7 separate regions of the Mus musculus genome follow, and regions 1, 2, 4, 5, 6 and 7 are each linked to region 3. The links are chromatin loops, found by intact Hi-C in ENCODE. Cell type or tissue: heart. All regions are shown on one strand. Region 1 has its middle 8.0 kb from the start of Gm26178. Region 2 has its middle 91 kb from the start of Gm38516. Region 3 holds the start of Has2 (hyaluronan synthase 2). Region 4 has its middle 65 kb from the start of Gm41326. Region 5 has its middle 13 kb from the start of Gm41327. Region 6 has its middle 110 kb from the start of Gm35627. Region 7 has its middle 140 kb from the start of Gm46516.

Evidence for each region. A loop is a pair of places that touch in the nucleus more often than their neighbours do. Peaks named below come from ENCODE experiments on the same cell type or tissue, not always from the same donor. Only the 100,000 strongest peaks of a DNase experiment are listed, where the experiment ranks them.
Region 1: it touches region 3 in a loop (4-fold over the local background); 7 of 42 quality-filtered maps call a loop at or near these places.
Region 2: a loop joins it to region 3, with 13 times the contacts of the local background. A loop is called at or near these places in 16 of 42 quality-filtered maps.
Region 4: a loop joins it to region 3, with 2.9 times the contacts of the local background. A loop is called at or near these places in 10 of 42 quality-filtered maps.
Region 5: it touches region 3 in a loop (7-fold over the local background); 10 of 42 quality-filtered maps call a loop at or near these places.
Region 6: a loop joins it to region 3, with 6 times the contacts of the local background. A loop is called at or near these places in 9 of 42 quality-filtered maps.
Region 7: a loop joins it to region 3, with 4 times the contacts of the local background. A loop is called at or near these places in 4 of 42 quality-filtered maps.

Annotation. Positions count from the first base shown.
Region 1 is chr15:57,229,095-57,233,094 of GRCm38, reverse strand. No RefSeq gene overlaps it. Among named protein-coding and RNA genes, the nearest start is that of Gm26178, 8.0 kb to the left of the region's middle. In heart, a CTCF peak has its summit at 2,430 (motif pointing right); no DNase peak of the experiment used is centred here.
Region 2 is chr15:56,854,017-56,858,016 of GRCm38, reverse strand. No RefSeq gene overlaps it. Among named protein-coding and RNA genes, the nearest start is that of Gm38516, 91 kb to the right of the region's middle. In heart, a CTCF peak has its summit at 1,749 (motif pointing right); no DNase peak of the experiment used is centred here.
Region 3 is chr15:56,693,726-56,697,725 of GRCm38, reverse strand. Has2 (hyaluronan synthase 2) reads left to right here and starts at 3,180. Exons shown (of 4, transcript NM_008216.3): 1 at 3,180-3,732. Has2os (hyaluronan synthase 2, opposite strand) reads right to left here. Exons shown (of 4, transcript NR_002874.2): 2 at 3,958-4,000; 3 at 3,649-3,771; 4 at 3,266-3,363. In heart, a CTCF peak has its summit at 2,121 (motif pointing left); a DNase peak (open chromatin) is centred at 3,045; H3K4me3 peaks cover 2,512 bases; H3K27ac peaks cover 2,229 bases.
Region 4 is chr15:56,342,775-56,346,774 of GRCm38, reverse strand. No RefSeq gene overlaps it. Among named protein-coding and RNA genes, the nearest start is that of Gm41326, 65 kb to the left of the region's middle. In heart, a CTCF peak has its summit at 2,333; no DNase peak of the experiment used is centred here.
Region 5 is chr15:56,743,103-56,747,102 of GRCm38, reverse strand. No RefSeq gene overlaps it. Among named protein-coding and RNA genes, the nearest start is that of Gm41327, 13 kb to the left of the region's middle. In heart, a CTCF peak has its summit at 1,980 (motif pointing right); no DNase peak of the experiment used is centred here.
Region 6 is chr15:57,406,652-57,410,651 of GRCm38, reverse strand. It overlaps a transcript of Slc22a22 not described here. Among named protein-coding and RNA genes, the nearest start is that of Gm35627, 110 kb to the left of the region's middle. In heart, a CTCF peak has its summit at 1,968; no DNase peak of the experiment used is centred here.
Region 7 is chr15:56,064,118-56,068,117 of GRCm38, reverse strand. No RefSeq gene overlaps it. Among named protein-coding and RNA genes, the nearest start is that of Gm46516, 140 kb to the right of the region's middle. In heart, a CTCF peak has its summit at 1,818 (motif pointing left); no DNase peak of the experiment used is centred here.

The DNA.
Region 1 (4,000 bases), 540 kb before region 3:
TATATTATAGCTTTCAGCTTAGTATTTTTATGGAACTCCTGAGTGTGTGAATATATGATTCTTGTGCCTTCTTTTGGACCATTTTCCTTCTGTTGGTTTATTTGTCTTGTCCAACTTCAATGTCGTGGTTTTTGTTTTATCTTATCATTTTTTACTTTGTTATGCATCCTTGCTATCTCTTAGAAGCCTGTTCTTTTCAGAGTTAGAACCTGGAGTAGATCTGGATGGGAATGGAGATGGGAAAGATCTGAGAGAAGTAGAGGGAGGGGAAACTGTAATCAGGATATGGGGAAAGAATCTATTTTCAATAAAAGGGGGAGAATGGAAAAACAACTGAATATACAAATTTACTTCTTTAGTGTACAGAATCTAATTACATGACAAAATTTTGTCTTCCATAAATTAAAAATTAAATGAAATTTTAAAAAATTAAAGCTACTTATCATCAAATGCTGTATTAGAATGCCACTATACAGCCTTATTCTTAGTAAATTGTGAGTAATACAATAGTTTCTTGGTTGAAATGTGTATGAAACAGTCTGTGTGTCGGAGACAAGGTCTCCAAACTCCCTTGCTTGCCCTTTCAAGTCTTTCTTTACAAAGCCAGCTCATCATATCGGATGAATTTCATACATCTTTCTACACCCCATGATACATACAGAAAATGAGACTTGCTTAGCCTACCTTGGAATGTTTCAAAATCGGAGCATGAGTCCAGTCACAATGTTTAAACAAACATTATGCAACTAAAGTATGTATGTACCACATTTTTCCCTGTATCTTGATAGCACTTAACTTTAGATATTTATTTTCTAGTATTTATCTGATTATCAGGCTTTCTATCATCAATTCTTCTGCTTGCTCTAATTCTGATTTTCAATCAAAACCTGAAATTTGCCCTTTTATCGTATGAAAGCTTATTCTTGTAGACTCTAGTTACTTTTTTTTTACAAGTCTTTATTTTTCTGTAGAATCCTTTGAGACTACTTTCTGACTTATTCCTTATTAAAATACATATTTAATCTTCTTCATATAACATAACAATTATACGTGTTACATTCACTTTAATTGTGTGTGTGTGTCCATATATATATGTGTGTGCTTCCACATGCCATAGTCCATATGTGGTCATCAGAAGAAAACTTCTGGAAGTTTGTTCTCCCTTTCTCCTTTGCGGGTCCTGAACATTGAACTTGGGTTGTCAGTCTTGATGGCAAGCACTTAGACTTCCTGAGTTATCTTATTAGTACAACACTGTGGTTGTAACATGTGTTGTTTAGACCTTATTTTTCATGAGACTTAGAGATCTCCAAAATAATCACATATGATGTTTGAGTCATTGTCCTGCCCATAAATATGGAATGTGACAACAATTTGAGTCACTGTTCATCATAGAATAAATCCAGCTGACAATGAAAATAAGAGCATTACGTCTACACAGACACTAACGGCAGTAAATGATCCCTGTGAGAAGAATTTACACATTTGAAAAAGAATTAGTTTGTTTCAGTACTTAAGCTCTGGAAGACTACTATATTATGTTCAAGAGTTCTAGGTAAATTAGGCAACAAAATTACAGCAGCAATCAAGAGAGACACACAACCATTATTTTTATATGTCATAGGCTTCTGTAAAAATGAAGGTTAATAAATTAATACTTCCATTGCTATTCTTAGAAGTACAGAAAAGGTCAGATGCTTGAGAAATCTATTGCAAAAATGGTACTTAAACAGTTCTAATAAAAACTAGGAAAACTGTATGAAATTAAGCTGAAAACAAATAAGGAATGGAGAGGTAATGTTTAGCTTCTCAGGGAGAAAGGGATAGTAGCGAGGTAGGGAATGTATGGAACCTGAGCCAGTTGGGTTCAGAAAGTGGAGAAAAGGCAAAGGAAAGATCATCGCAACAGTATGTGGAGTCTGATCATTCAGTGTTTCCAGTGCTGGATATTCAGAGCCAGATCGCTAGCAGGCTCTTGCATGGAGATTTCACACAGAGATTTCACGTGGAGGTTCCAGGCCTTAGGAGCCAAGTCAGTGCTTCACAGATCCCACTTGTACACAACATTCCTTGTTTGGAGTCTCCAACCCAGCCTTCAGACAGTTTATTGCCTTCAAAGCAAATGCCCTCTTGGGGTATTCCTACTAAGCAGTGGTAATACTATTAAGTTCTTCTTATTCTTCAGTTTTTTTTAAAGAGTTCATAATTCTTAATATCCACACCACTGGGCTGCTTTCATTTCCTGAAGGGATCTTGATTTTCTCTATATTTGGTTCAAAATGTGTTACCAAGAGATGAATTCAAGGATGTGAAGACTGGGATTGGTTTGATCCTCTACCTGGGATTAAGCCTGAGGAATTTATTTATTAATGTTTTAGTTATCTATTGAATGTAAAGTCCCCAACTTGTCCTTTCTGTGGCATTGAAATGGTTTAAAGTTTTGACAGTAGAGGGCACTGGAGGGATATTGTTAGAAGATGGGCTTTTGAACTGTCCCTGAAGAGTTTCATCCTTTTCTCAAGTTGGAAGCTAGGTTTCCATGCCAGACTCCAGAAGGATGAATGAATGAATGAATGACCCTGGATGAATGTCAGTGATCATATCACATGTGTATAACCCTGCTTGTCTTCTGGGAGACTCAGAAGCCACTATCATTTCCCAGAAGTCTCTATAGCCCAATCATGCTTTCCTCTGAATGGTTAGCAATGACGTTTCTCCAAAGCTAAATATCCCAATAAATCTAATAGTTTCTTTGCTGTTTGGCTTCCGTCAAATGCTATGTGCAGCCAGCTGGTTTCTTCTTGTTCAGCAAGGTCAACACAACCAGTTTCCTAGTAACTAAAGCCCCCTTGTCAGTTTCCCACAGTTTGTAAGGTACCTGTGTATCTTGCTCCTTCTGAAGAGCTGTTTTTTGACTCTCTTGTCCTCTAGTTAGCTTCTTAGCTCTTTCAAAGTCACCATAAACAGACTGAGAACTCTTCAGTATCTTAAGACAGTGCTTTCCTGACCACCAACCACAGCCTTCTTGTACTCTATTCTGGGAATGTACTGTATGTCATCCTTAGTTTCCATCTCCATAACTGTCAGACTCATCTCCTGAGAATCTTAGTGCCAGCTGTAGGAAAATTCTTTGGCCTAAAATACTTTAGGAGACTTCTTCCCATCCAGTGAGCTGTAGTTATGTCCTTGTCAGTGATGACCAAACCCCAACTGTCGTGTGGACCTGAGCTTGTACTTGTTTCTTTAATGGCTATATCTTTTCAATCTAGGGGTAGTCTATAAAAATCTCTTTTATTTTCTAGTAATATGTAAATATCCAAACACTATCATTCATCCGTTCTTTGTGCTTAGTTTGTATGTAGGGGGAGGGGCAGTAGTCATGTAGGACCAGCATATGTGTAGAAGTCAGAGAACAATTTGTGGGGGTTGTTCTTTACATGGTTGTGCCATGTAAATCCTTGAGATTAAACTCAGGTCATCATGTTTTTCAGCATGTGTCTGTACCCACTGAGCCATCTCTGTGGCCCATCTCATTCCCTGTTTTAATTTTTTTTTTCTGTTCAAAATACCCCGAGGTCTCTGACTACTAGTTGTACCTGACTAATGCACATGGATGGGTGATTCAGTCTTCCAGATAAGATGGACGAATCAAATCATGTAATTTAGGACTTTGAGAGCAAAAGAGGCAGGACAACAAAGGATGAACAATTTTTCAAAGAAAAAAAAGTGCTGAGAATTAATAAAATAATTTAAAGACAGCTAAATAACACAGATCACCATGAAGGTAACAGAGAGAAATGTGCAAAGCAAATGTGGTTTTCTCATTTTATATGTAAGTGAGTTAGGAATGAAATTTGGCACTTCTATCATATTTAACAGAATCTTTGCCACTGGGGTGTTAATGTATCTGAACTGTAAAAAAGTTTGCACATTCTGTAGTAACACTCCAAGTGCACTCAACTACCAGTAAATGTTCAACATGTACAGAGGAGATAAATAT
Region 2 (4,000 bases), 160 kb before region 3:
TCTCATTTGAAGAGATTACCTAAGAGGCGAAACATTATGAAAAAGATTTGATTGACTAAGGAAGTAGCTAGTGATACTACTTCATAGCTAAGACAACAAAACCACTTTCACAGAACGACAAGCCAAGGACCATGACATATTTGAGTCACTGATTTAATAACAGTATGAAGGCTGTCTTGAAATGTTGACTGACAGAGGATGTGCACAAGAGAGTGGGGGAGACTGTTCTACCTTCTGTCTAATAGGCATGAAGTTTGTGATGTCAACATGACAGCAGCAATCCTGTTGATGGTACACTGATGCTTAGAAAAATTAGCAAAAGTAGACGACAGAGAAGGCATTATGAGTACATTGAAAAAATATGTCTCCTCTAAATGGAAAGACATCTGGACATCTGATGCCTGAGACATCTCCACTGTACCCTGCCCTTGGATATCACAGTCTCTATGTATAATCCTGAGTTGGATTCAGTTGGAAAGTGCATCATATTTTCTTTACATGGTCCTGGTGTAGCAAAATATTACCAAAAAACAGAGCTCACATCATCTTCCTGGATTCTTTGTTAAAGGATCACAGTTTTTCTCGTTGTCACCCACAGGCTCTTGTGTTTTCAACAACTACAAAATCAGATAATCCTCCTCATAAACTGACCTCACATAGCTGCTAGTTGGCATGGCGAAATTATACTCAACCTTAAGGTTCTAATGACCTATGGCCACAACACTGATGCTTCTGCAGAGACTGTCTCATTGTTTGGGGAATATCCTCAAAGATAAGCCTATTTTGTATCCTGGCAGACCCTTCACATCTGACGTTAAGGGAAAAAAAAAGTTGGCAAAGAATTGTAGCTGAAAGAATTTTAAGTTTTACCCATGGATAGTCAGGGAGGGCAATTCTCCTGAAAAGGATTATTTGACAACTACAATAAGACTCTTTGTTATTAGAATTTAATTGATATTTGTAGTAGAGAAGAAAGCTGAAAGCAAAGCAGGACACACGGCAAGCAGGCAAGCAATTAAATCTATTTTTGTGAAGGCTAATCAATGAGTTGTCAAGTTTGGTAAAGATTACCCTCTTGCCTCGGGGTTGGACTGTAAAGATCACGGAGGGGCAACTACTGAATTGAAGAATGTCAAACATTCATTTCCATGATTGAAACATTAAATCAAGCAAATCTGTGCGTGGCTCATACATGTTAGCAGATGGATTTCTGATATTGAACTGTGTGTCTTTCCCTCTGCTCTTCCTTCCTTTCCTTCCCCTTCTTCCTCTTCCTTCCCTTCCTCTCCCTGCCCTTCATCTCCCTCACGTTCCTCTCCCTCCCTTCCCTTTTTTCATCTCCCTTCTTTCCCCCCTCCTTTCTTTCCGTTTTCCTTTGTCACATATGCTGTGGACTAGATTATCTTTAAAGCCCACTAAGTGTGGTGATTTGTTTATATTATACATCCAGAGTAGAAAATGGAAATGAATCAAATGACTCTAAATCACAGAACCCTAGCAATCAACACATGGTCTGGATTAAGTTAACGAACTAACCTCTATATCAGAGTCGGCTTTTGAAGAAAAGGAGAACTTCAGCATACAAATCAATATTGCTTTTCTTTGTCATGAGTGAGACAGAGCACACTTTTTTTTTTTTTTTAGAAAAGGGTTTGCAAGAAGGAAAGAGAATTTTTAAAAGTGGGATACTTGTTTATTAATGTTCTGAGGCATAATCTAAGTTTTAGAAGCTACAGCCATGAATCTCAGCCACCAGAGGGCACTGTACAGCTAACAGCTTGGTTGTTGTCTTTGTTAAGCTGGCTATTCAAACATCTGTTGCTTAGAGCCATCACCGAGTGCCTAGCCTTTACAGCACCTGGAGTTTGATTTCCATTTAAATGTATGTCAGTTTGCGTTACTGAGATCAGGGAAAGGTCTTCAGTGTAATTTTTCCACTTCCTAGCATTCTGGAGAAACCCTCAGGCAAGTGTAACCGTAATCATTCAGCGCCGCAGGTTGTGGTGACCCCCCAACCGTAAAATTGCTTTTGTTGCTACATCACAACTGTAAATGTTCCTACTGTTATGAATAGCAATCTAAGTATTTGATACATAGGATATCTGATTCGTGGTTCCCATAGAAGGGTTGTTCAACCCTAAAGGGGGTCATGTCCCACATGTTGAGAACCACTAATTTAGAGACTCCAAAAGTCTGAGTATGGAATACAAAACAATGTACAAGGTCATTTTATATAAATAAAATGAATGAGAAAATTGAAAATACAAAACTATGGAAAATGTTTACAAGTTTTACCATAAACAGTTATTTTAAATATATATGAATATTTTCTAAATATTTAAAAGAAAAAAATTAAATTTTTGATTTAAAATGAACAAAACATATGAACAAATATGCCACAACACCTGCAAATTAATGACCCAAGTAAAAGAAATTCAATTAAAACTACACCAGGACACTATTTCTTTTTCCTACTAGTAAAGCATTCAAAAGTTTAGAGCTGTAACTATTGTCAAGGGAATATGGGACCAGCATGTCTACATGGCCACGACATTGTAGGATGGCATAAATTTTGTGGATGAGAAACTGTTATATAAGTAACAACTTTACATATGTATTTACATTTTGGTGTACAATCTCTGCTTCTTAGAAGGTATTCCAAATGTTTGTAAACCCATAGGGGACTCCATGTCTATAGATACACATTCCTCCAATATGACCAAAAATGTCACACATTCAACTGTACATCAGCAGCAGACATGGGTTGAAGTAAATACAATATAGTTATCATATATGATATTATAATATACATCTATATGAAGGAATAAGCCATACATATTTATTATCTCTTCATTATACTCATAAGAAAATTATACTATTAAGTAAATAACAAAAAGCATAAACTATAGATATAATATTGAGAAAATATGAATAAATATCATTATATATAGGTATAATATGTTTTAAATATCAAAAATGCAAGAATCAGCCAATATATATAAAAAAAATGAGTTACCAACAAAGAAAGCATAGAAGAGAGGAGAGAACCAGGGAAGAAAGACAGAAATCTCAAAATTCAGCTTATTTCTAACTTTTGACTATTAAACTATATAAATATTTTGCTAGATACATTAATAAAACTTCTATCAAGACAGACAGAGATGTAGCTCAGTGTTAACACCAATTGTCTAGCATGTATAGAGCCCTGGCTTCGACACCTAGCATGGAAGAGAGAAAAAGAAGAAAGAAAAAACTGAAGGAATTTATGAAGGAAGGAATACAAAGGGAATTTGTTATAGTTGAAGGAAAAATGTGCATGCATCATATAAAATTGATCATACAAAAAAATCATTATTATTCTCAGTATGTGCTGCTCCTGTGTTACTTCAGCTGAAAGATGGAGAAACTTTGAGCTTCCTTGATGAAACCAGATGACCAGAAACAGGGTCAATGTTGTGATTAATGAAATACCTGGGTAAATGCATGTTGCATCTTATTAAGTTCTAATAGCAACCTAAGAGAGGTCTAACTTTATAATTTACAAGCCAATGTACTAACATATGAAAGGATATACTGTCCTTTTAGCTGACCAATGAGGAGACTACATCTAGACACCTTCTTCCATGTAGGCTGATGGAATTCAGTTTGAGCTTCTGCTATGAATTGTTCTGGTGAATCTGCCTCATATGACATTCCTGATATGACTTATAAAAATTTTAAGGTACTTCTTACTTGACATATGCCTATTTGATATTATACTTTTGAAGCAATCCTTTTTCAACTGAGTCATAATATCTGTCAATCAACTACCACTGCTTTCTACTTTTGTAAGATTAAGAAAAGCAAAAGCCAGGCGGACTATTTTTCTATAAAAGGCATATGAAATAAATGCCTTCAAATTACTCAAGCTACAGTTCTGAATAATTATGGCAAAGCAGAATGAACACTCACACTACTAAGTATTAGAAGACAGAGACTTTGATTATTTTGATGTATGATC
Region 3 (4,000 bases):
TTTGAGAAAGCCCTGGATCACGTAGTGGGAATTGCTGAGTAAATTATAACCCTTGACTTTACCAGCTTTTAAGAATATATGTGAAGATGTGAGATGCACAGGGAAAAGCCTTCTGCTTTGTTTTTGTTTTGTTTTGCTTTGTTTTTTTGAGACAGGGTTTCTCTGTGTAGTCCTGGCTATCCTGGAACTCACTCTGTAGAGCAGGCTGGCCTCGAACTCAGAAATCCGCCTGCCTTTGCCTCCCAAGTGCTGGGATTAAAGGCGTGAGCCACCAATGTCGCAGGGTGGGAAAAGCTTTCTGCAGTGCACTTACTTACATGGTTGCTAGGTGGAAAGGGTTCCATATGTTTGCTTTCTGTAATGGATATGTAGCTCCTGGGACATTTTTTTTTTTTTACTTGAATGAGGAAACTCCTAACAGTTCATTGTTTTCACTGACTCTTGTATCACGCTGTAGGCAAGATTGGTCTTTATTCTTCTAAGAGCTGGGATTATGGCTGTGCACGAATAATGCTCAGCTTCATGATTTTTTCCCTCTATGAAGCAAACCTGCCTGCACAGTTTCAGCAACTGACAGCCTCTGCTGCTGCTGCTCCTGCTGCTGGAAACACGAAACATCCAGGAGAAAAATTCTCACGTGAGAAATTTGCATTCCTCAAGATGTGTATGAAAGGCTCCAGTATCGAAATATATTAGTGGACAAGCTTGGACATAGTGCTAATGATTAATTGTTTTTGTAAATAGTTTAGTAGTGATAATTTGGACATCAGAATAACCCAGTACACCAATAAATTTCAGTATCAACATGTGATACTATAAATATTTTCAAGAGATAGACAGACAGAGAGAGAATATGAATGCATCAACGATAAACGTTCCTTTTCTTTGATTTTTTTTTCTCCACTAGCATCTACTTCCAGAAAACTGAAGTGCCTTTCCAATCCCACAGACAATAAATATTAAAGGTGTGATCTGAGTGTAAGGACTCTTGAATTGTGGATCCCTCTTCGCTTATAGGGAACTTTAACTGTTAGCTTTAAATTATGCTAGTATTTTCTCTCTTGCCTCTGTGAGGACAGGGAAGTGCACAGATGTAGAACCAAAGTTTATACTTGCCTACAGCTGGGGGGAGGGGGGGGCGGAGGGCATGCAACTTTGTTTTATGGCTTATGAATTACAAGGAAGAAACAACAAATGTGTTTTTCTTTAATAAAGAAACTTAGTTTTACTAGGTGTTCTGCTGCTTGAACTGTTAGCATAAGGACGATTTAACACTATTAAGCAACTGTTAGAGTAACTTTGCTTGTGGGCATTTAGGCATTTAGAGATAGAGAAATGGGAGCTATGAGGCCACTGGGGAGTTTACAGGTAGAGACTTGGCATCCCACAATTTCTCCCAACTCAGTTTAATTTACATTATAAGTCACGGCGCAGAAGTTGAGTAATACTTTAAAATAGCAATTTACCACTTCCCAGACCATGAAAAACCAGGAAGCTCAGGTCTGATTAAGTGTGATGAAATTGCGCTCTGAAATTTAAGGCAGTCTTTGCAACAGTTGAATCACCTCAAGCGGGAGTTCAAAGGCTAGAGTCAAGAGAGTTGTGGGGGGGAAATGAGGAAGTCTCCCCAGAGTGGCATGAAGTCAGCCACCAAAGTGATGGCTCCCAGAGGTGAAATGGCCTTGTGTTTGGGTGTGTGGGGGGAGGTGAGGGTCGGGGGTGGGGGGACTGGCTTTGCAGATCCAGCTTTGTGGGGGATGGGTCGGCTGACAACTGCGAGTTGCAGTCACACTCTGCATCCCTATTCACAATCCTCAACTCCACACCTGCCTGATATGTTGCGAGCCTCACTCCCGGTTTATTCCACTTTTCTCTTTTTGTCTGACCTTTAACTATTGCCCAAATTTATATTCCGATCTTATCCGAAACACATATACCATACAGCATCAAGATGCGGTAGAACTCAAACGAAGCCCACATCAAGAGCACGAAGAAGGGAAATAAAAGAAAGGAGGGGATGGGTGGGGAAGAACAGAAAAGGAAGTAAAAGGCAAGTAAGGTTTTAGCAGATTTCAGTTTTAGCCTTACTGCGTAAATCCGCTTTCATTTTTTCCTAAACAGCGCCACCTAGTGTCCATTGTAGCTCTCTGAGTTTTTTTTTCCTTTTACCTTTTCCTTTGGGTGGGGGCAGGGGCGGGGACCGCAAGGATCAAGGGAAAAGGGCGCGGATGCCCTAAGGTTGAAAAAAAAAAAAAAAAAAAAAAAAAAAAAAAAAAAAACCCGAGAAAGAAAACTCTCCAGTCTTGGCGTCATTGAAATTTTAAAATGGTATTTTGAAAACATTAAGTAAAAGGCTGTCAAGAGGCAAAAGTAATTTCAGATGTTTTACGAGATGACTGCTTCCGTACACTTTCTCAGGTTTATTGCTATCATCATTATTATAAACTTCCAATCGAGAATCTTTTGTATGTTTTCATGTCTGAGAATCATGAGAAAAAAAGAAATTTAAAAATTTTCCTCATTTCAGTGTCCAGCCCACCCACAGCGAAAACTGCGGGGGGGGGGGGGGGGAGACGTTGACATTTGCCTTTTGCTTAGAAAGTTTAGAGCTGGGAGGAAGAAAGGGTTAACAAATGGCAAACTAGTCGCTCTTTTTAGCGTCCTAGGCCATTTGTGGAGCAAACTAGGTAGCACGGACGTACACACACACACACACACACACACACAACGCGCACACACACACAGAGTCAGTATTCCGCCAAGAGCAGTGATTTAGCCTAAGAGAACCGTTTGGCCTTAAAATCATTTATATGCAACGGGGAGTTTATCAAGTCGAGGGAATCCTTGTAACGCAGACAGACTTCAGCAATATTTGCAGAGCAGGGCTGCCCGCTCCGCGGTCACTGCCTGAGGAGAGGTATCAGGCGGTGGTCAGCATCTGTGCTCCGCGTTTCTCAGCACACGTTAACAATCAAGTTAATTGAATTCATTGGAGTTTAGAAGCGGCCTCTAGCTCAGAGAGGGCTTTGAATGGCCAATTTCTCTCTCTTCCCCCCACTCCTCCCCGCCTCCCATCCCGCCCAGTCCCTCCCCTCCGGGTTCCCCAGTCTACACCTCCCTCCTCCACTCCCCTCACCCCCACTCCCTCCTCCGTCCTATTAAAACACCCACCGGCTCACTTGTTAAGACCCCCTTAAGTTGGAGGAGGCAGAAAGGCAACCACAGCGAAGAAGAAGGAGAAGTCAAGGCGTCTGGAAAGAATTACCCAGTCCTGGCTTCGAGCAGCCCATTGAACGGGGGACTTGAACCAGCCAAAGACTTCTTCATTCTGCTCTTGCTAGACTCTGCTGAGTCTTGACCCGGCTTGTAGGTTGATGTGAAAAGAGATTTTGTGTCGTCGGAGGGAAGGGGATTGGAGCAAATAGCAAAACAGGGGGAAAAGTTAATTTATTTTTAAAGCACATTTAACAAAAAGAATTAGAAGACTTAAGTGCAGCGGAAATAATAAAAGAGAATATTAGTGAAATTTCTTCTCAAAGAGGGGAGAACCAAGCATTTAAGGCTCCCCCATCTTTTTTTTTAAATGTTGTTTTTAAATTTCTTATTTTTTTTGGCCGGTCGTCTCAAATTCATCTGATTTCTTATTACCTCAATTTTGGAAACTTCCTTCCACGACCCTCCGGGACCACACAGACAGGCGGAGGACGAGTCTATGAGCAGGAGCTGAACAAGGTACGTTATACAGACGCGTTTGGGTGAACTTTGAATTCCCTAGATAGATTGGGGGCAGAGAAGAAATTATCAACAGAGCTTTAAAAAAAAAACCAACAACAAAAACCCCCTAGTTTCTATAGAAACATTTGAGGTCTGAAGTGTCCCCCAACTCCCCCCCCTCCCCCCCGCAACAAACTGCCCATGAGGGAATATTGCCAATCACTATCAAGTCTCGCAGCATACCCTGGGTTTTAATCATCCGGTGAAATCCGCTGCCTCTCTGGGC
Region 4 (4,000 bases), 350 kb after region 3:
CCAGCTTATGTCATGCCATGGTAGAAGGAAGAAGAATCAAGAATGACAGATATTAAAAAAATAAATAAAAAGGTGAGAGGCAGCAAAGAGTGAGGGAGTTCTTGACAGTATCACAATGAAAATTCAGTTGTAACCTTTGTAACCATTCAATAGTGGAGTACCATGACACTCTGCCCATACTTTCAAACGGTCTTTTATAGCGATAAGTAGAAGGTAATGTGGTGTTGCAGTCTGCTGTCTTATTGTAATTCCCCCACTCCTGTGCAGCCCAGTAAAATACAGAAAGTCCCTAGAGCCTTCACTTCACTGACAATCTCACAATGCCCTTAAAAACTGGGCCAAGGATTTCTCTCCAAATCAGAAGATCCAATTTTCCCAAGGGGTGTCTGGGACAGACAGGAAATTGTTATTAACCAAATGACTCACATGCTGAATCACAAAACAAGAACCATTTGGGGAAAGGTCGCCCCTCTTGGCTGTAACTGCAGAATGTGTTTCCAGTTAAGTAGACACCCTGAGGCCCCAGTGACAAGAAGCCAAGACTGACCAACATCATCTTAGCAGCACTGCTGATGCTTGCGTTGGGATGCCTCACAACTCAAGCACCCCTACACCATTTGGAGTTTTGCATCTTTGAAATTCCCAAGGAAATGTCCTCTGGAGAAATTACAAAACTTCCTTGATGCCAGGAACCCAAATGTATGTTTCAAGGAAAGGCTAACAATTCTCCACAAAGATGTCAACTCCCAGAGAGGTTCCATAGCCAGTTATTTCATTTCTTTACTTCCGAATGATTTACACATTATTTTCTTGCTGCCCTACAGATGAGTATTTATTTGCTTTATTATTTAAATATACTGATGTCTAGAGTGATAAATCAAAGTGTAGTTCAACAAAGGATAAAACCTGGAAGCTTAAGTTAAAGTATGAGTGTTATTTTTCATCCAGGTACACTGCTCTAAGATTCAGTAAGTACTCAGTGTCTTTCCCTTTGAACATATTAACTAAGAATCCTCAGATTTTATCTCCCAGGACATTATTCTGCCATCCATTCATTTATAGTCTCATTTACAGAACACAAATATATTGAATGTCTATTATGTGAATACATTCAAAGATATATGATGAGTCAACTGACTTGGGTCTGACCTCAAAGAATCATGTCTCAAGTTTTGGTCCTTCCCCTACCAGTTCTGTGGGAAAGAGTATCCCTCCTTCATTGAGTCTGAGAAGAGGCTGATAGGCCAGAGAGGTGATGGACTTAGGTATCTCTGCTGTTGTCTCCACTCTTTTAGTTTCCCACTGGACTAGGACCAGGTTTCAAGGTGTTAATGCTCCCTTGATTGTCGACATCTCAATACAGAGGAGATCTCTGAAATTTTTCCTGTAGTTAGTTCTTTCTTTGTTTCAGTGCTAGAAAGCACTCCACAAGTTAAGCAAGTGCCTTACCACTGAGCAACTAACCACAGCCCAGGAGCTGTTAAACTGCGTAGTTAATTACATACTCAACTACAGTAGTAAGAGAGGACATGAAATTACTTGCAACTAGTAATAATCGCCCTATTCTCTGCTCAATTAACTTCCCTGGATAGGAAGAGCTAACTTAGAGTTCTCTCTTGGACAAACTAAACAGTCTGGATACACTTTAATTTATGCCACTGACCCTGAAGTTCAATCATAGTTTTTATTTAAACTTATACCTTTTAGAAAGCCCAATTAATTTAATCATGTGGCAGGTAACTCACACAGTTACCTTTGAGCTCCAAACAGTAAATCTAATGATTCTTTTTGTCAGTGCCATTTACACCCAATTAAATTGGTATTCTCAACACTTAAGCATGAGTGTCTACTAGACTGATAAAGAAAGATTCATGAGTTATCCACATTTAATGATTCAGCTGTTGTTAGAGAGGGGACCCAGCTAGGGGGAGGGGGAGGGGGAGGGGCAAACCAGTTTCTTTTTTCCAACTTTCTCTCTCTCCATAGAGAAGAGAGCTTACAATGCACCACAGTGTGTGAACAGAGCTGTGTGCAGTGTTACCATTGAGCAATAATAGATGACTTGTGCTCCCCAGACTTAACAGGCCAGTGAGCAGCATCAAGCTGCAGATGGACTGCTCTGAGGCTGCCACGCACTAAAAAAGGATGAGAAATAAAAGTGTCTACGGCTATTGTAGACATATTTACTCCTTGGTAGGCGATTCCCATAGCGACAACAACAACAACAAGAAACTGTTACTGCTAATGGAGGTGGGAAGTTTTCACTGCAAAAGGGTGTGATAATGGCCCAGGACCTGAACCTTATCTGCATGCAACCACCCCCTCTAGTGATAATTTAGTGAATGGACAGGCTTTTTCTAGTTTCCTTTGGCAACAAGTTTCTCATTGCCATATGTTATGGCTCTTAGCTCCAAAAGCATAATATTGTTACATTAAATTAGCATGACTTATTTTTAAGATACTTCTAAAACTTCATTGTTGTGGGTCACTTGGTTCTTGCTTTCTGAGTCTCCCCCCTGCTTTTTGTATTTTAACTTGAATCTAGGAAATATCCAATTTGCTGGAATGAAAAAAGACTTCTCAATACCCTTGTCTACATGCCCCTTCTGGAAAGCCAGATAAAGAGTAAAATACAACACAAAGGACTACTAAATTCATGGGATCACTGTTATTTCTTTCTAGGAAGAGGGCCTGAAATATTCTTACAATCTTAGTGATCTCCCTTTGTGCCACTGTTTCTCCGACTTTCTCAACTCTCTCACCCCGTGACTATATCCAAGCAATGTCCAATGCAAAATCCTCGGTCTTCAGGGCAGGATTCACTACCCAAAAGTGCTCATGGGAGAGGCTAAATATAGTTACAAGAATACATATCTTCATACCCATACCCTTCCATAATCTCTCAGACTTTACAAAAGGCTCCAACCTTCCAAGAAGTCCCGACTCAAGTCTCAGTCTCTCCACTGTTCCATAATGTAGGATTTTATAAGCTTTTCTTTTTATTTCTACTTTCTTTGGGAGCCATGAAATGTATTCTTCTGCTACTGTTCTTTATATGAGTATTTGTGAACTCTTTGCAATAATGACTTCCTTGGCAACAAGACCCTTTTTGAATTCTCTATTTAACTGTAATTGTCCAGATGATGAGATTTTTATTTGATTGATTTTTACAAGTAATTTGTTGGGATACATTTTTCTAAGAGAGCTATTAGACAATGGGAAACCCAAGTTCCTTGTGAGATACAGATTCCTGGCTACTGCTCCAGGAAGGCATAATGACAGGAGACACTAACAATGAAGAAAACAGAGAGAAACAAAATTGTATCTCCAACAAGGGAGCAATAGCACGATACATTGTGGGGAATTCTCTAGACTAAAGCTTCCTAGTACATCCTCATGAAAGTGCTGCAGCTTTACCCCCCCCCCACACACACACTCACACTACATAAATAAACGTAATGTTTTTTTTTAGAAAGTAAAAACTATAAAATGAGGGAAACCCATCAAAGACATTAGAAATGACAAGCATCACAGGCTTGAATTCATTTAATTATACGGATGAAGATTTATAGGACTAGAGAATACTATTGTGCTTTAAAAAACATAGTAAGGGAAAACTAGACCTCAAATATTCGTTGATCATATTTGTTCACTCTTCCATTGTAAATGGAAGAAGCACTTTTGTACTGGATGATCTCAAAGAGGACATTTCAAAAATTTCAGCTTTGGTAATCCCCTTGGTGCTTGGATTCAGAAAACTTTCCATAGTGTAAAATTCTGGTATCTATATCTTTCTTCTTCCTCTTCTTCACCCTTTCCTCACAATTCTTGGCAGTAGTGACACTTTCAGTTCATTTTGTCAGAAGGCTCCCCACTTTTTGGTAGTAGTAGCAAACGTGACAGAGTGTATTTGACATCAGAAATAACTTGAACCCTATCTCTAATTATTATTATATATATCCAGAGAAAGATATTTAATCTCTGCTTTCAGGATTTTAAT
Region 5 (4,000 bases), 49 kb before region 3:
TTCCCAAAATCTCTAATGACAGATTTCCATCTTATACCAAAATTATACTATTACTATGAGGTTTCTGTGTGTTTTCCACTCCACTGTTGTCATAGTTTTAGACTCTGAGAATAGTATCTGTGATGTTGTTATTAACTACTCTAATAGCCATGTGCCTACTTGGACTTTGTATTGTGTTTGTCTTAATAGCACCTCAAGAGCCATTACACTAGGTGAACTTCGGCTGACAGTCACTGTGTGCCCTGATAATTACCTAACAAGTTGTACTTCTGCCAGCTGCTCTTTTTCAGTTCATATGCCAATGACTTGGTCCAATTTTAAAAGAAACTGCTACCATTAACTGAAATTATGAACACCTTATCTGGATTAAATTAGTTGGTACCTCTTCTGATGATCATGTCTGAGCCATCAATATCTTTTACCACATAATTAAGAATTAAAAAAATAAAAAAGGATTTATCCTAAAAGTCATTCTTATATGGATAGGTATCTGCCACTGTTGTTTTGTTTTGTTTTGTTTTTTAAATAGGGGCAATGGGGCACATCTTCGACTTGTAAAAACAAAGAGATACTTGAAATACTTGGCAAGAATGTTTTCTATAATGGAAAAATAAGTTGTATGTCATTTATACCCTATAATCCTTTTATTTTAAAAGCCTAAATCCTTAAATTGCTTATTAAAGGCATTATTGGTATTGACTTGCCCATTAATCATCCAGGAAAAGATGAGAACTCGGGAATTTTGAAAGAGTTTCATTGGGGACATCCCGCTTCCCTTAGCAACATGCTGGGAAAGAGGACAAGTAAGAAAGAAAAAGGTGGATTTTACTATTTCAGCAAGCATAAATTAAAGAACTACTTACAGTTACATTAAGCATAGTTACAACCTCTGCAGATTGAAATACAAGAGAAGTCAATTATATTATTAAAAAATCCACAGTCCAGTTATTAGTATTTAACCATATTAATCATTACGGTGAAATAAGTTGTGTTCTAATCCATGGAATTTGTGCTTAGACAATTACAGCAGTGCATGGTGCAATGATTTTAAGCAGTGACAGGTAAACTCTTTCTTCTGTTAGCTGGAGTAAATTTCCTCTCTGGGGAGTTTATTTTCAACACACCCAAACTTTTATAGACTTTGACCAGTAGTGTGAAGATGAGATCCAGCTACAATTATTTAAATATCAAAAACTTCCACCCGAAGTGGGTAACTTTGCTCTTGATAGTACAGGGATGAGAATCTGCCTAAACTAGAGGTTCAAAGGTTTCAGGAATTTTACTGTTCAATCTTGATATATCAATAATCAAATGATAACTTCCAATATAATTCCTTTTTTAAAGTATCTGTTCACACAAAAGGGAATGGTTATGGTTTTCATTGGGTCAATGGCTCCATTATGATAGTTATTTATCACTTTATTATCCATCACAGTAGCTCACATTTAACTAGAGCTCAATGAAGAGTTACTAATTGCCTATGGAATCACTAATTGCCCATGGAATGTGTGGCCAGTCATTTAAGACAAAAAGAGACTTGGACTTAAGAACACTAATATCTTTCCCATCTCTGACATTTTACTAGTCATTAACTGGATGTCCTGAGTATTGAAGAATTTACTAGAATGACTACAGGGCAAAGCAATGTCCCTTGCCCAATCACTCAGGATGAAACAGCCCCCATCTTCTTCACTCAGTCAGTATTTGACTGTTTCTCCTTCAATCCATGCTCTGGCCGAAGAATACCCACCACACTGCTTCAGTAAAATGTTTTCTGTATCAACTCATGACAGTATTAGCAGTTAACTGTCCTAGTAATAGGCACACGTTAGCTGGACTTGGGCTTCCTCCCTTATTGGCTTTCCGAATTTAGTTCCCTTTTAGATCCCTTTATTATTGCTATTTAATAAAAACCAATTCACTTTACACCTGACAAAATCAAAACAAAACAAAAAAACCCAAAAACCTCTTCTCTCTACCACCAGGAGGCAGTGTTGACGTATCTCTCAGGGGAAAAAAAAACCCAATGCTGAGTATGAGGTAGACCTTGACTTCTGAAGTCAGCAGGATTTCTCCAGGGACAAGAAACCACAGAATCCTAATATCTCAAAGGGGGTACCAACATCTGTATAATATATATGTGTATATTCAAGCTGGAGCCCGCTTTTCTAAACATCTTTGTGCTTCCCAATACTTGTAAAGGTATTGAAGTTGAATTTCTCACTATTCAAAGCTGTTCAAAAGCCATCTGATTGCCTAACTTTAGCTATTCCGTGAATCTTCTGTGTTTAAAAGACGCTGATAAATAGTTAAAGAATACAGTATATTTGCTTTGTTTAAAACAAAACATCAATTTCAAGATTTTTAATTTGTTAGCTGCTTTTATTTAAAACAATTCAGGTTCTTCTTTTTTTGTTGTTTTGTTTTTCAAGACAGGGTTTTTCTGTGTAGCCCTAGTCAGGATATTTAATTAGGAGTTTCACAAGATTTTTAAGTAGGAATAACTTGAATAGGGAAAGCAAGATCAAGCATGGTTTATGTTGTCATCAGGAACCAGTGTGCCAGATTATCTCCGAACCCAGTGACATAGGTGACAGGGACTCATACATCTGTTGTCATGTCAACAGTCATATATTCTCAGAATCTACTTGGCTCACCTCCCACCTTAACCTTCGAGCTGCTACATCACAATCCAAATAAAAGGCAGATCTCTTTGGTCCCTCACTCTCTTTCATCTTGTTTTTTTTTTTTTTTTTCACCACCTTTGTTCCCTTCCCCCACTGTATTGGCCTGGTATGGTCTGTCTGGATGTGAGCTGTAGAGTTTACACATGTATTGGACTCTCACAGCATACTACAGAATAAATATCTTTATTTATATTTATCAGACAAAAAAATACCTAATTAAGGTCCTACATCAGTAACCTTGCTAAATCAACAATAACAGGACAGCAAGCAAACTACTGAGCATCACAACTTTCTCTCTGATCATCTTTCTACTTAGATCAAGTTTTCCATTACAGTCTAAGCAGTGTTGATTAAGGATTTCAAATTGTTACCTGGGACAATCACAACCCCTAATTGTACCTACTGGCTTTCTAAGAGGAACTCGTTTTGCAAATTCATGGATATAAGATTATTGTTTGTTTGTTTCTTTTTCTAACTCACAATTTCTGCTATTGCAGTTTGACATTAGCTTTCCTAGGACTCATTCCCCTTGATTTAGAAAACTATCCCATTTTTATCCTAAATTTCCCTTTTTGAATACTAAGAAAAAAACATGAAAGAGCGTGTCTTTTGTCTTACCAATTGTCAAAGCCTAAGCCCTCGGAAGAAATGTGAAGAGTGATTAGTGTCATTTGTGACCTCAGGTCTCAAACCTGTCCTCAGCTCCACAGAGTCAGGAGACTATGAACAAGTCTGGGCTTGTGGCTTTTCTTTTTGCCTGCACTGATTTTGTCTTTTACTCTATCATTTCTCTATGCCTAGGTTTTCAAAATAACAACTAAAATGTCTGAATCTTTGTAAAGGCACAAAGTTATTCTTCTGAAATTCATAAATTAAACCTAAGAGGCTTCTGACAGGAAATTTGGTTATGGAGATCATTTAGGCCACCAGACTTCTTATGAGAGCCGAGGATATTTGGGGAATAAGATGAGGGTGAAGACAGGGAGCCTTTCAACCCATCCTTGCTTTGAACTTGCAAATGTGGGGAGGTCCTCATGGCCTTCCTCCTCTAGCATCTACATACCAAGGACTGGAATTACAGGCATGCTAACACTTCTGGTTAGTAAGAATATTTAAATCAAGGAACACTTTACCTCAAACATAAAGTCAAGAGCTGGTATTTCTTTATGGATTTTCTACTAAATGTTAACAGTTGATGGTCCAACAATAAGTGTTGTTTTTATTGGTATCCCTACTTTGGTCTGTTAAGATGCCAATGAAAAGCTAAAAGCTCTAGAACTTGGGGAAGATATGGTGAGCCAGCAAACAGACTC
Region 6 (4,000 bases), 710 kb before region 3:
GAGTGGTCATTATTTTTTATTTTTATATGGAATATCAAGACAAAACTCCCATATACTCTGACTAAATTACACAACTACCAAGAGGCAGAACTAGTGTTTAGATCCACGTCTGCCTGGGATTTTGAATTCTAACATGGCTTTTCCCTCTTTGCTATTAATAGTGGCTCAGTGTATCCTTGTTAATTGTATGCTATTTCTCTAATATTTTAGTCAACACTAAAACATTTCCAAGTGTCTCTTAGTGGGAGAGAAGTCTGTTAGCCTGAAAACTAGACAGATAGACAGACAGACAGACAGACAGACAGGCAGACAGACAGACAGACAGACACACACACACACACACACACACACACACACACACACACACACACACACACACATTCCCCCATAGCATTGACTAGGTATGCTATCCATGTCTGAGATGCTATCTGAATCCTGCCACCCCTGCCAAGGCTTGATAATTATTTGCTAGAAGAGAGTCACTTGTCACCTTTGGAAACATCATCTCTTACAAGATTGTTGAATTGATGGCAAGGATGGTGTAGTCCAATGAAGGAAAGTGTTGGAGTAGAATTTATCTATTATTCCTCTAATTGCTTAAAATCCAGTGATTTGGTTCACATACTTTGACACATCTTGCACATTTAGGAAAAAAATCTCTAGATGGTTCAGTTTCCTATGTTGTGTCTAATCATTGTTCAATCTCGGGGATTTATATTTGGTGAAGACATTTCTCAGACTCAGCACAGAACATTTTAGATACACACTTCCCTCAATGAGTCAGCAGCATGTGGTGTGAAATCCATCTTTAGAGGACAATTAACTGGGATTCTGTTTACAGCTGTCAGATTCCATAATGAAAAGAAACTTTTACTATGATAAGTAAGGCAGAGAAAGTATATTTTATGAATTTAGGAAGGGGAGAAACTAAAATCATCTCCTATGTTCATAGAACCACCCAGTTTGAATGGAATTAGGGAGATGGGAATCTTGTTGAGGCACAATACCCCAATTGCCCCTTCCTTTTCTCTCTCATCAGTTATAGCTACTAGGTCTTCTCTTATGAATATCCTCTTTCCTCCTGAATAAAAACTCAACTATCCTATTTAATCGTGAAAATCTTTTCTACAAATTATCAAAAAGCTTTTAAAAAGAGCCACAGCATTCAGTGGAAGGGACTGTAGACGTCCCTTGGCCAAGTTCTAGTTTTATAGGAAATTGTGATGCTGTGGGGCAGACACTGCTTTATCTTATTCTGTGTGTGTACCTTTGTTTTATATAAGTTAAAAATATATTATTGAGATTATAATATAATCACATCATTTCTCCATTCCCTTTGGCTTCCCTCCAACCACTCCTCCACATACACTTCTATGTTCTCCTTGAAATTCATGGCATCTTTCTAAAAATTAAACTATCTATCTATCTATCTATCTATCTATCTATCTATCTATCTATCTATCTATCTATCTATGCATTTATGCATATTCCTAAATACATAAAGCAACCTACTCAGTCTGTATAACATTACTTGTGATTTTTTTCCAATGATTTATTTTTTATTCACTTTACATCCCTAACACAGCTCCCCTCCCTCCTCTCTTCCCAGTCTCACACTTGCAAATCCTTCTTCCCATTGCCCCCTTCCCTTTCTCCACAGAGAAGGGCACCCTCACTTTCAATACTACCCCACCCTGGGACATCTAGTTCCAACATGACTAGGCATATCCTCTCTCATTGAGGCCCAACCAGGCAGTCCAGGTAGGGAGAATGAGATTCAATGGCAGGGAACAGAAACAGAGACAGCCCCCCCCCCCCCCCCGCCACTTGATAGGGGACCCACATGAAGATCAAGTTGCACATTTGCTGCAGATGCCTAGAGGGTGTAGGTACAACTCCTGCATGTTTTGTTGGTGGCCCAGGCTCTGTGATTTTTAGTCCCAGAGTATGAACAATATGGCCTACAGAGGGAGACAAAGACTGCACAAGTGACTCAGGTCAGTAGAAAGATTCTCAAAATTGGGTTACTTCTTTTTGATAGTCACTTTTCATGGTCTATGTAACTGATCAAATAAGCCTAGTCATTTCTGATCACATCACTGTGCGGGCACATCACAATTCATGATCTAATAAAAGACAGAAGCCAAACTGTGTCTTAGAACCCCTTGCTTTCCTTTTGCATGCAGACACAAGTGAAAGCAAGCAAGCCTCAGAGCTGTTCTTGGGTCCCCAACTGTTTCTTTGGCATAAAAGCAAATCCCTATGGAATATAAACTTGTGATTCATTTCTAAGCCTTAGTCCTGCTGCACCCTGTTCTAAGAATGCTATTGTCCCTGGCCAGTGACTGTTTGTATATTTCAGGATTTTGTCTACTAATGCTTTCTTCGAAACACTTAATGTATCCTATAGACCTGGAGAACAAAAGGAAACTGTAAAACCTTCTGAATTACTTAGAAATTTCACAACAGTTCTAGAGATTGATTGATAGAGAAAAGTGAGACCCTTTATGGTTGTTAGCCCTGAGTTCTTTGCTCTGTTTAAGCACAGTAGTGAGACTTCTCCTTAGGACACTGGGAACTTACTAGATGCTCTTTCTGTCCTGGGATAAATAGGATAAAATTTTTTGGGGGGGGAGTGGCAGGGGTAGGGGGAAATGCTATGTTCACTCGTTAGGACAAAATATAACATATGTTCTCTCATTAGGATGAAATATAACATAGAAGATGATGTTTTCTGTAATTAATTAATGTTTTCTGTAAATTAATGAGATGTAAATTAATGAGATGAGCTCCTGAGAGGAGGAGTCATGTTATTTAGGAAGAAAATACTAATGCATCTCTGTGTATGTAACCACAGATCAAGGCATAGGAACAGGGAGCTAGAAGTCCTGTTGCTAAGGGTTTGGGGATTTGACCATTTTAAAGTCCCTGAATTCTTGAAGTTGCTATTTGTTTGGGTAAATGGTCTACAGGCCTAAAGAAGATGCTCACATAATCAGAAGGCAGCTGTTCAGGCCAGGAGTACCTCATTTTGTTAGAACTACATATGTGTGGTGTGCTAGTAAATGTTCAACCACTGGTTCTCCAATAAAACATAAGGGCCTGGTGTTTAGTGTTTGCTAAGCTTTACAGCGTCTATTCCTTTACTTCTCTCATGAGTAATTTCAAAGTGCCAGTGAGGCTGGACCAATCCAGGTCTGGAATACTGGAATACATGCACACAATCTCCTCTTAGAAGCTGGGGCAAGGAGACTTCAGCATACCACCAATTTGTTTCCTTGCTCCGTTGCTCTAGGCCAGGCCCTGGCAAAGACAGTAGAAACCTATACATCTATTCTAGTTTCTAAAGAGTTTTGCCTCATTATTACTTCTGTGAATGGTGTTGGGAGAACCCCGAAACTTTCTCTTTCTTTCTGTGTGACCTTTGCTAGAGTCAGCAATGTATATAATTAGGAGCTCTTATTGTCTTCATTTTTTTAAAATCATTTTATTTGTTTACATTTCAAATGATATCCCCATTTCTGGTTACCCCTCTACAAACCCCCATACCATTCCCCCTCTCTTCCCTCCCCCTTTCCTCCATAGAGTGCTCATCTATTCACTCACCCACTCCCACCTCACTGCTCTAGCATCCCCCAATGTTGGGGCATCAAACCTCCACAGGATCAAGGGCCTTCCCTACCCCCAGATATGTCAGATAATGTCATCCTCTGCTACACATATATCTGGAGCCATGGATCCCTCTATGTATAATCTTTGGTTAGTGGTTTAGTCTATAGGAGCTCTGGGTGGTCTGCTGAGTTGATATTATTCTTCCTATGGGGTTGCAATCCCCTTCAGCTCCTTCAGTTCTTCCCCTAGCTCTTCCATTGGGGTCCCCAGGCTCAGTCCAATGGTTGCATGTGAATATCTGCATCTCTATTGGTCAGGTGCTGATAGAACCCCTCAGGGGACAGCTTTACCAGGTTCCTGTCAGCAAGAGCTTCTTGGAATCAGTAAA
Region 7 (4,000 bases), 630 kb after region 3:
AACTGTGATCAGTTTAAAACTGTGAGACCCCCTCTCTTCTCCACCTTCCTCTTACTGCTGTGACCTTCTGGAGAAGAGAGATAACAGGCGTGATAAGAAGAGTCACGTGAGCATGGCCTCGAAGGCTACAGCAGTTTCAAGTGTGACTAGAATGCTAGTCTCTCGTTAAGAATATGGGATTGAAATTGGACTCAGACGTGGTGTTTCAGTATACAAAATGAGACCTCTTTCATTACCTAAGAGACTTAATTGCCGTGATAATGACTTCCTGATATTGTGACTTGGCATCGCACGGGAAGCCAGTCACAAAAAAACAAAAAAATGATGTCATCACGAGCCCTTTGTGGCTAGTTAATTCAATGTGTGCCTGGCACTGAGCTCACAATGCCAACAGCCATTCACCAAAAGCCATATCCTGTGTTCAGCTTTGCAGTGGCTGTGCATCCTCTGAGCTAATCTGACCAGCAAGGAGGATTTCTCCTGTTGGTCTGTGATTGAGTAGGAAAGGTCCCCACACACAATTCTCAACATTTGACCCTCCTTTGGTGTCCCTGTCTTGAGAGGCTGTTAAACCCTTGGATACAGGAACTAGATGGCATTGACCCTAGGGTACAACTTAAGGCTGCTAGCTTGACTGCCTTCTACTTCCTGGTAGGTGGTGTAAAGAATCGACTGCACTCCAGTTATGGAGGTCTCCATGCCTTCCCGACCACAGTGATCTATATCCATCAACTGTGGTTCAAAATAAGTCTGCCTTCCTTCCAGCTGCTTCTTGTCAGGTCGAAGGGGAGAGACACATGGCTAATGCAATCTATCTGAAGTTTACTCCCATTCATAAATCAAAGTCCAAGCCATGAACTGGATGCTGCTGCTATTGATCCAGGTCTATTATGAAGAAGGGTAAGGGACTTTCCTGAATGAGTGCACACTGAAGGGGCCAAGCCGAAAGCTGGACATGGCAGGACCAGTGTGAGACGCTGCACACCAGGCAGCCCTTCTTTTCTACGTCTGTGGTCAGTAATCATATCTGCTTCCACATTTCTAATTCATCCCCTAATTAACACTTTGCTTCCAAGGTCATTTTTAACGCAATGGCCCAGGCAGCAGGAAATCACGAGACCAAGTGGAAGAAGGGTAGATGTCAGACCAGCTGGCTCCACTTCTGCTCTGTTCTATGTCAGGCAAATTAGAATCGCCAATCTTTAAAATACCTGCAGATCTTCCAACACTAAGCTAACACTAGAAAAAACCTAGTCAAATCTTGAAGCAACCTAACACTTACAAATCTTATAACTCCTTAAAATCTTATGAAGTACTTTAGCCTGTCTCCAGGGCCTTGCACGCTCTAGGCCAGCACTCCGCCTTTGCCTAGGCACATGGGTGACCTCAACAATGGAGTTACTGTCATTTTCATGTACTTAGAGGAATAAATGTGTAATCAATATTATTATGCATTCACTAGATTTTAGAGATAACAAAACTTCTATTCCAAAGCAAAAAATAAACGTGTGTACTGATTATGTAATAAACTTTCCAGGTTAAGGTATTAGCCAGAGAGAAAGTGAGAAAAAATGAAAAACAGAGATAGAAAAAGAAAATGTAACACACACACACACACACACACACACACACACACACACACACACACACACACACACAAAGAGGCAGAGGCAAAGGTGACCTTCCAAAAATTTAAAAAGAAACGCAGAAAAAAAAAAAAAAAAAAAAAAAACCGCAGTGGTGTGGCCAGTGTGGATGACCGACTTCTGTAGTATAGTAGCCCCATCTAGTGGACAAGATACATATTACATACTGCAACTCAAGACTTAACACCCCTTTCTCATTTAATCAGTAAAAGAAAAGAACCTTCCTGGTATTTTTCCAATGAACCAAGTGAATTAAATAAAAAGTTTGAGATCCCCTACACATTTGTAGCAGATGAGTCCCTTGGTCTTCATGTGGGTCCCCTAACGATTGGAGTAGGGGGCTGTCTCTGACTCTGTTGCCTGCCTTTAGACCCTCTTGCACAGCCGGGCTGCCTGATTGCGCCTCAATTGGTAGAGGGTGAGCTTAGCCTTGCTGAGACTTGGTGCGCCAGAGAAGGTTGGTAACCATGGAGGGCTTCCCCTTCTCTGAGGAGAAGAGGCAGGAATAGTGGGGGAAGGGCTTGTGAGGGGAGGACTGGGAGGAGAGGAAGAGGAGCTGTAAATGGGATTTAAAGTGAATTAATAAATTAATGAAAAAGGGAAACAGATACATACATAAATAGATGAGATAGATAGATAGATAGATAGATAGATAGATAGATAGATAGATAGATAGATGATAAATAGATGATAGATTATACATACATACATACATACATACATGTATAGCTTATAGATAGTAATATATAAACACATACATAGATACATAGATTTATATGCTGGTCCAACACATGAGGTACTTTGGATGCTCAGTTCTTAGGAGAAACAATGTCTCAACGAAAACTCTAAAGATAATGAAAATTTTAACGTTGTACGGCTACTGTTTCCAGTATTTGTTTCTGTTTCATTTACCTTTATTCATTTATTTATTTATTTATTTATTTATTCATTCATTCATCCAGCTGTGCTTACTAGGAGTACTTTATATACCGGAAGTGTCATCCTGTGTGCTGGAGACACAGCAGTGAGCAAAGCAAAGGCCTTGTCCACCTGGGGTTTTTGTCCCAGTAGGAGAAACATCACCAATCAATACACTTAAAATTGAAGCCAGCATTACAATACTGATCTTAGGAAAGTGGCTTTGGAAACAGGAAGCAAGAGGTGAGGGAAAGGGCCTTGGTGTTACAGAGGGTGGCTGATGGGAAGGGATCATTGATGTGAAATTGAGGAAGGAGGTAGTCTGGTGGCTACCACAGTTCATCAGTGGGTGCTGAGGGGTTGATTGCCTGTGCACGGGACTGGAATCCCAGCGCTGTGCTCTTCTGGCTCTTCTGGCTCTTCTGGCTGAAGTCTCTAGACTTCACTGCCTCAGCCACATAGTGGGAAAGGCAATGCTTTCGCTAGTGTTCTCTGGTGGGAGATCGATTGTATAGAATGTGGGGTCCAGGGTCAGGCACAGAATAAGCAGCATACATGCTCCCCCACCCCACTCCCATTGGTGATGAGAGTAGTTAAGTCTTTTTATTATAAATTTCAAGATCTAATATTACGTGACTAAGATAAATCTGAGATGACTTCTTATCAAGCAGGAGTACTTTGCAGGGTGGCACTGTGCCTTCAGGCATCAGAGAGACAGGTCCCACCCCATCCTTGAGGGATGGGGTCAGTCAGGTGATAAGAAATTCTGCTGAGTCCCACTAGCTACCGAGAGTGCATAGGTTCCTCTGGGTCTGTTGCCCTGGTGCTGGGCTGAGTTCAGGTCACGAAGTCTCTTGAATGCTGAAGACCAAGCCAGAACCTCAGCAGCAGTATTGGACTTAAATTCAAGTTTCTGTCCCACTTTTCATCTAAGGGATACCTAATAATAAATGATAAACTCTTACAATGTATATCAATGGTTTACATTTAATAAGGCGTATGACTCAACTGATTCTGTAACCAAATGATGACACTGTTTCCTACATGCAGAGACCAACAGAGAAGCTGATGATATTCCAGTGCCCGAGAACAGGTAATGGGAGACACTAATCCAGGATTCTGGGTGGTGTGTATGCCATCAGAGGTGTCACTACTAAATCACAGGCACGTGGAGTGGCTGGCTGGCTATATTTATAAGAGGTCAAATAGACCTTGATGGGTTATGTCGACCACATTCCTGCCTCTAAGACCAATGACTGCAGCCTCTCCCCTGCACTGGCAATCAGACTAGGGAACCCTAAGTCTTCTATGCATTCAGTGTATTTATCCCTTTTCTTGGGACAAGGTTTTACCATACAGCCCCAGATAGTCTCCGTATACATGCTAGGCTAGCTTTGAACTCAGGTAATCTCTTTGCCTCTGCTTCCTAAATGCTG